Regions from separate parts of the Homo sapiens genome. Here region 1 is linked to region 2. A link is a contact called in ENCODE Hi-C or POLR2A ChIA-PET data. All regions are on one chromosome and are shown on one strand. Each heading gives the region's core, a stretch centred on a gene start or an enhancer-like site at or near the end of the contact. The rest is flanking DNA. Distances are from core to core; before and after follow the strand shown.

Evidence for each region. Hi-C counts contacts between places; a loop is a spot of excess contacts on that map. ChIA-PET counts read pairs that join two places held with the same protein, here RNA polymerase II (POLR2A). Pooled maps may share reads with other maps.
Region 1: a loop to region 2 is called in a pooled map, with 2.1 times the contacts of the local background. The contact joins two enhancer-like sites. A Hi-C loop is called at or near these places in 5 of 50 pooled maps. POLR2A ChIA-PET finds 5 or more read pairs at or near these places in 3 of 52 experiments (WTC11, activated CD8-positive, alpha-beta memory T cell and activated naive CD4-positive, alpha-beta T cell).

Annotation. Positions count from the first base shown.
Region 1 is chr1:116,845,873-116,849,874 of GRCh38, forward strand. No RefSeq gene overlaps it. Among named protein-coding and RNA genes, the nearest start is that of PTGFRN, 62 kb to the right of the region's middle. Within about 2 kb of position 1,904, at least 6 of the 41 ENCODE cell types and tissues checked have a DNase peak (open chromatin) inside an H3K27ac peak, as active enhancers do.
Region 2 is chr1:116,793,374-116,797,582 of GRCh38, forward strand. No RefSeq gene overlaps it. Among named protein-coding and RNA genes, the nearest start is that of CD2, 41 kb to the left of the region's middle. Within about 2 kb of position 1,543, at least 2 of the 41 ENCODE cell types and tissues checked have a DNase peak (open chromatin) inside an H3K27ac peak, as active enhancers do.

The DNA of each region.
Region 1 (4,002 bases), core at 654-3,153, 53 kb after region 2:
GAAAAGCTGGGTGATCCTGGTTAAGTCTCTTAACTTCTGAGCCTAAGGAAAAATGAGAACAATAATACTTAGCCTGCTTTCTTCCTAGTTGTTGGGAAACTCAGGTCTGAAAATTTCTAGAAAAGGACTTTGTGTATTGGGAAGTGCCTTATAAATTTAGATTGGCACATAGAGATTAGCTTTCTAGCAAAGAATGCTACAAAAAGGGAAGAAGGTGGAGAGCTCTGGGGGCTGGTTTTGGGCAATGCAGAGTTTGTTCTTGGTAACCTTTGCATTCCCCCCACATCTCAAAAATCCCTCCCTTGTGTTCGTATTAACTGATAACACGTAAGATGTTTTTCCTGTGGCGTACTTGAATGCTTCCCATCATCCCTGATGTGCTGCGTTGTTACTATCTTGTAGGAGCAGAGGCTGCACAACAGCTGTTTGTAACGGAAAGTTTTATGACTTGTTTTTAGACTGGTGAAATCAGCATGAAACTGCGTGGTATTTTCTGCTGTTGTCCAGAACTCCTCTACTAGATTATTTACACTAAGTCATTGATAGCCATGAATTTTCACTAAGCAACACTGGAAAACAAATGAGACACTTTTGATTCTCTAGGGGGAAAAAATGGAGTGGTACAGTTAAAATGACCCACATTAAACAATTACAGCTACAAAAACAAAAACCTCTTTGGGGACTGGGTACAGATATCTAAAAAGCCACGTCAAAATGGCAGCATCTGCTGGGTGTGGTAGCTCACGCCTGTAATCTCAGCATTTTGGGAGGCTGAGGCGGGTGGATCACTTGAGGTCAAGAGTTCGAAACCAGCCTGACCAACACGGCAAAACCCTGTCTCTACTAAAAATACAAAAATGATCTGGGCATGGTGGTGCGCACCTGTAATCCCAGCTACTTGGGAGGCTGAGACAGGAGAATTGCTTGAACCCGGGAGGCAGAGGTTGCAGTGAGCCGAGATCGCACCACTGCACTCTAGCCTGGGCGACAGAACAAGATGCTGTCTCAAAAAAAAATGAAAACTGGCAGCACCCAAACAACAACTTCAAAACATCTTGGTCTGAAACACACATTCAATGATGACAATGTAATTCTGCCAGTACACATTGAAATACTAACAGGAGCACCTAAATATACCTATATATTTTGTTTTAAATATATAAATTAAAATATCTCATTTGTGATTACTACTTTCATAGTAATAATTTCAGCCATAAGTAACTTCGGAAGACTCTTTACCTGTCTGTGTCTCCGTTTTCTTCACCATAAGTTAGGAATAATAATGATATCTATCTTGTGGGCTAAAAATTAAATAAGATCATATATGTAAAAGGAGGTTGTGCCTTGCTAAGGGCCTGGCACTGATCTAAATGCAGGTGCTAAATGTTGAGCACTGAAGTCTATAATAGCCGTAGGCACTGGGAGCCTGGAGATCAGTGTGGCTAAGAAAGGAGGGAGAGTTCTGTGGATAGCTCAGGACAAAGGTGTGGCTGCTGAGCCCCAGCAGTACTGGAAAGAGGAGGCCCAAATACTAGTGCTTGCACATGTGAGAAAACGTTAGAATCTTGATGCTGAGTATATGGGTGTTAACTGCAATTTTTTTCAATTTTTCTGAATATTCCAAAATTGTGATAATAAAATGTTGGGAAATAAAGTTATAAAATAAAATCTGGTATCTCCTCCAAACCTCCATGGCCATGGGTAGCCTGGGCAGAATAGATTGACAACAACTGACCAGGCTTATAAACCGATTAAATTGGCACTAGGGAGAGAGAAATGAGGGTTGGGGGTGAGCCCGGAAGAGCCAGAGGAAGCAGCGCTTTCCCGATGTGGTGGACACGGTGCTGGAACCCCAGCTCACAGAGATTCGCTGGTGCGGCCAGGAAAGTTTGCATCATTTGGAACATGTGTGCAGGACTTCTCCCCGCCAGACAAGCCATGCTCATTTCCAGTTCTGCTTCCAGCCTGCCTGGGGGAGCCTAGCATTACAAACAATTACTCTGCTCTCAAAATGGAAAATTTCAGTCCTAGGATTTCTACAGGAACTTCTGGAGCTTGTAGAAAAAAAAAAAAAGCACCTCGCTCCTCGAGAGCAAAATTAAATGGTAAAATTTCTAAATTACTGTAAACGTGGGTCTCACGTGTCTTGAAAATAGCATGTATGTGACTGCTAAGTGTTGTGTGGGTGATTCATCAGACTCTCATTTCTTGTTTTGGTTCTGGATAGCACAGGATGTGGATTAGAAAAGTATGGTGCAGTGCTTATGTCAAACACAGAGTAAGGGGTTGCCCTGCACAGTGGCAATTAACAATTACCAGAGTATGGTTCTCTTAAAATTTAGTCGAATGAGAGTATACATGTATATCTGAACTTTGGGCAAAGGTTTAAATATTTTAAATATTATTGAAGCCAATACACATCTGTTGAGCACCTACTATTTACAATGTGAATATGCATAAATTGCAACAAATAGTACTTTTTCTGTAATGTGTGAATTACGTAATTTCAGAAATGTGTCATTTTCAAACCTTTTGCAAGCACAATCATTTCACCTGTATCTCTCTTCAAGAATCATTCTAGGCTGGGCGCAGTGGCTCATGCCCTGTAATGCCAGCACTTTGGGAGGCCAAGGTGGGCAGATCACCTAAGGTCAGGAGTTTGAGCCCAGCCTGACCAACATGGAGAAACCCCGTCTCTACTAAAAGTACAAAATTAGCCAGGCGTGGTGGCACTTGCCTGTAATCCCAGCTACTCGGGAGGCTGAGGCAGGAGAATCACTTGAACCTGGGAGGCAGAGATTGCGGTGAGCCAAGATTGTGCCATTGCACTCCAGCCTGGGCAACTCCATCTCAAAAAAGAGTGAAACTCTATCTCCAAAAAAAAAAGACTCATTCTAGTCTTCACAGTCATGCAAGAATCAAATCTGGGGCAAAGTTGAGACACTACACTCAATTGGTTAGGAGTCACCGTCATTCTCCAGTTATATTGTCTGAGTGCTATACTTTTTTAAAAAAGATTGTTTTTAAAGTAAAAATGCTAGTGATTTGGAAGGGGATAAACTGAAAAGTCCACCTCCATAAAGCACCCCCAGTCTTGCCCCCTAGAGGTAACTCTGGCAACAGATCTTTGCATATGCTTCAATAAAATTTTTACACATACACAAGCATATGTGACCCAGATGTTGGCCGTCCGTCTCATCTGCTTGACTGACTTTCTTTTGGCCTCAGGCCATGCTTGACACACAAATCTCAGTCCTTGACCAGTATTTACAAGAAATCCAATCACATTAAGTATATCCTGATTTTTAAAGTATTATTAAAGATTGATGGGGTTAGAGAGAATGATCACAGTGTACAGCATCAACATCTCTGTCTCAAACAAAACAAAACTGTGTTCAACATGTCTCTCCACATTCTTACCAGCCCACACCACAAATTGGTCATGCTCCTCTCTGGCCTCTGTACACCATCTATTCTGACACACACAGCCTGTCATTCCTATCATTCCTGTTCCAAGGTCTCTGTTTCTCCAACCCAATCCCAATTATCTCCCAACCTCTCAAGCTGTAAGGATGCAATACATTTTTATTTCATCAGATCCTTTCAGATGGACATTAGGTTGCTCCCCATTTTTTTTTCTGTGTTAAACAATGTTATAATTAATATCTTAGAAGATACATCTTTGTACACTTGTGAGTTTGTTGCTGGGTAAATTCTTAGAAGTGCAATGCCTGGATCAAGAACATATACATTCACAATTGGGACATATTTTGACAAAATGTCCTTTAAAAATGATATGAATGTATATTCCCATAGGGTATGCAAGCATACACAGGGTTTCTCCACACTTGGGTCAACAGTGGATATTACTCCACTTTAGCGTCATCTTGGTTATCTTTACCAAATGAATGGTGAAAATTAGTACCTTATGGTTATTTTAATCTGCACTTCTTTAGTGATGAGTGGGATCAAAAGCCTCTTTTCATCTATGTGTTTGCCATT
Region 2 (4,209 bases), core at 293-2,792:
TCCTCATTGACATTTCTTTTATTCAGTAAAGCAAGTATTCCAAGTCTTGAGAATCTATGTTGTTTTCCTTGCATTTTCATTTCATGGAAAATAAATGGTATGCAAAGAAGGCTGCTCACCTCTGGTTTAAGAGTTTGAATACTGTTAAAATGCAAATCATCACAGAAGAGTGCAGCTTAAAAACAACAACAACAACAACTTTATTTTTTAGAGCAGTTTTAGGTTCACAGCAAAATTGAGAGGAAGATACAGAGATTTCCTATGTACCCACTTCCTTCATAAAGTCATAGCCTCCTGAATTATCCACATCCCCCACCAGAGTGGTACATTCGTTACAATGATGAACCCACACTGACACATCATTGTCATCCAAAGTTTACATTAGGGTTCACTCTTTATGTGCATTCTGTGGGTTTGGACAAATACATAATGAGATGTATCCACTATTAGACCATACAGAGTAGTTTCACTGCCCTGAAAATCCTCTGTGCTCTGCCTGTTCATCCCTCCTTCCCCCTAACCTCAGGTAACCACTGATCTTTTCGACTTCTCCATAGTTTAGCCTTTTCCAGAATGTCATATGGTATGTAACTTTTTCATATTAGCTTCTTTTGCTTAGTAATACGGATTTAATATTTCTCCATGTCTTTTCATGGTGCGGTGGCTCATTTGTTTTTAACATTGAATAATATTCCATTGTCTGGATGTTACTATAGTTTATTTATCCATTTGTAACCAAATAGCTTAACTTCAAAATGCATTTTTTTTAAATGTCCCCTTTCTCTTTTCTCCCTAGTCTTTAAATACAACCTTGAAGCAAACTGCAGAAGCCTTTTCCTGTAAGCTTAAGGTAGACTCTATGTCCCACCCTTTCCCACCATATACTCCTTTTGCATTTATCTAACTGTATGCTAGTATCTAAATATGTTCTTACTTAGAAGTTCCAGGGGCTAATCTTTTTTTTATGGAATACACAGGGATTTAATATAGTATGATCTAAAAATTATCAAAAGCTGCCTTCCAAGGGCTAATCTTGAGACAGAAAGACCAAGCCTGGAGACCCAGCTGCAAAATTCCAGAGATTACCTCAAGGCAGCTAGTCAACAACCCGGCCATTGTTCCAGGTGGACTGAGACCCAAGATAGCAACCAAACAAGACACATGGATCTTGTACTCAGCACAACTCCTGCATGCTTCACATGTCAAGTTCCTCTTATTTTTTTTTTTTTTTTTTTTACAGAATTTGTTCTGTCGCCAGGCTGGAGTGCAGTGGCGTGATGTTGGTTCACTGCAGCCTCCACCTCCTGGGTTCAAGTGATTCTCCTGCCTCAGCCTCCCGAGTAGCTGGGGTTACAAGCAAGCGCCACCACACCCAGCTAATTTTTTTATTTTTAGTAGAGAGGGGTTTCATCATGTTGGCCAGGATGGTCTTGATTTCTTGACCTTGTGATCTGCCCTCCTCGGCCTCCCAAAGTGCTGGGACTACAGGCATGAGCCTCTATGCCTGGCCAAGTTCCCTTTTTTAAACTCTTGTTTTCTCCCCAGAAATTTAAAGTGATTACTTTGGATGGGGATCTGGTCACTTTCACTTCTGCTTTACTAGTTTTGGTTAATAAAGTCACTTTCTTTCTACCATATCTCACTCTTGTCATTGGACCTTGCAAGTGGCAAAGCAGCCAGACCCGTGCTCGGTTACACATTCACCTACTGAAGGATATCTTGGTTGCTTTTAAGAATTGGTTATTATGAATAAAGCTGAGTGCAGCCCTTTTTGTATGGAAGGAAGAGCATTTTGGCAAGGGTGCTGAAGGCATAGAAATGGTAGAAAGGGGCAGGAGATTAATGTGGGGAAGGGAGTTGGGGCAACCCACCCCGTACACAGCTCTGCCTGTGGCCAGCCCTGCTCAGAATATACTGGGCCTTAGAGCCCCATAGCAGAGGAAATGAGGCTGTGGCATGCAGGGCAGCTGGCCTGGTGCCCTCCTAAGTAGCTGTCAATCCCATGGAGCCCTCCACTAGTAGCCTCCAAGAGCTGCCTAGATGTTAGAAGAGAAATCTGTCCTTTTTAAAGCCAGAAAGTCCCCCCTTCCAGAGAAGGGACTCTTTCCTCAACCTGGAGCTCAGAGGAGAATCTGTGCTGGAAAGGCTAACGGAGTCTTGATCAGTGGGAGCACTCCTTGGGGGAGCACTCCTCAGGGGAAACACTTCTCAGGGGGACCTCTCCTCAGAGGGAATACCCTTCAGGGAAGCACTTCTCAGGGGCACTTCTCAGGGGAGCACTCCTCAGCGGGAGCACATCTCAGGGGAACTCTCCTCAGAGGGAACACTCTTAGGGGTAACTCTCCTCAAGGGAAACACTCCTCAGGGGAGCACTCCTCAGGGGGAGCATTCCTCAGGGGGGAACACTCCTTAGGAGGAGCACTCCTTGAGATTACCGCAAGGCAGCTAGTCAACAACCCGTCCATTGTTCCAGGTGGACTGAGACCCAAGATAGCCACCGAAACAAGACACATGGATGTTGTACTCAGCACAGCTCCTGCATGCTTCACACGTCAAGTTCTTCTTCTTTTTTTTTTTTCTTTTTTTTTCTTTTTTGACAGAGTCTCTCCTCAGAGGGAGCACTCCTCAGGAGTAATTCTCCTCAGGGGTAACTTCTCTTAAGGGGAAGTCTTCACAGGGACCATTCCTCAAAGGGAGCTTTCTTTCCTCTATGTGCTTTCCACCTGGCAGGGTCTCAGAGCCATATGTGCTCCCACTTCCTTACAGGGCAGGATCAGATACCACCATTTACACCCTCACTGAAAAGGCAGTCACACACACTCATACTGTAAGGGAGGAAAAATATCTTTTTCTTGACCCAACTTAGATTCATGGCTGAGGCCCCTGTAACAAAAAACAGATTAAAAAAAAAGAAAGGTCAAAAACAATGTATTTAACATAAATTTTACATGACACAGGAGCCCTCATCAGGAAATGAGGAAACAGGTAAGCCTGAATATTTTCATGCTAGGTTTGATGAAGCACGGACAATCGTGGAGAAATATGAGAGGAGGACAAAAGGGAACTATTAATGGTGACAAAACTGGGGAAAACTTAGCAAGCCTTGTTGTTCAGATTCCCCTCCATGTCCCTGTGTCTCCAGGGACAAGGATGCTCCTTTCCCCTGGGTGTAGGGAGGGAACCGTTCACCTCTCATGTGAAGGTTTTATGACCTGCTTCAGGGGAAGGTGAGAAAATCCTTCCTACGTTTTATGGAGAAGATTGGGGAAGGTTAGAGAGACTTTCCTGCACATGCTGTTTTCTCAAATTCCTTCAGCTTAGAATATTTTGGACTAGCATGTCCTGAGCCCCATCAACACTGATGCTTTCCCTTGCTAGGCCATGTGAACCTTATGAAAAAAAAATCTAGTGGCTTCTAGGAATTTCAGCAAGTATGTAAAGAAAATGCCAAGGACAGTCAGAGAACCCGTCTCTTTGCACCCCAAATCGTACTATGCTTGTGGCTGGTCCTGGAGTGCAACCTGGAGCTCTGAGAAGGGCTGGGAATTAATAATAAGCCATCTCTTCTGTGTGCTGCCCTGAGATGTGGGAGCACCTGGCTTGGACCCCTGCACAATGCAATTATTGTACCTTCAGCCCAGGGATCTGAGCCCCCTGAGCTGGCAGGAGCTCTCAGAACATCCACCGTGAGGCAGGCATGTGCTATGTGATGTCAGCACTGGTGCTGCCATGAAACAAGCTCATGGAAACAAGTTGGGCAGAAAGGTTTTGAAAAGTCAGGAACATCTTGTTGAATAACAAAAAACGAGTACGATGTAAGAACTTGTTTTTAGTGGAAAATGACTCTTCACATGACTTCTGTATGTTCACCTCTCTACCAGTCGGTTAACTGGCAGGAAGCAGGATGTCACTCAGATGGCTCAACTAGAGACTTCAATAGAGGGACCACTTAGGAAGTGTAGGCAAGGTCAAGGAAGCCAATAGGGATGTTGAGGCACCTAGAGGCTAGGAACTGCAGGAAGCTGTTGCTCTCCTAGACCAGAAGGGACAAGGGGTCCAATGAGAGCTGCAGCTGTAGAGAAGGGGTCCCCTGGAGAGAGCAGCAGCCATGGAAAAACAGCTGCAGTCAAGATAGAGCACAAGAGCAGGAAAGGGTGTGGGAAAACTCCAACTTCTCTTTCCTCCTTGTTGGCGCCTCCCATTGGCCAA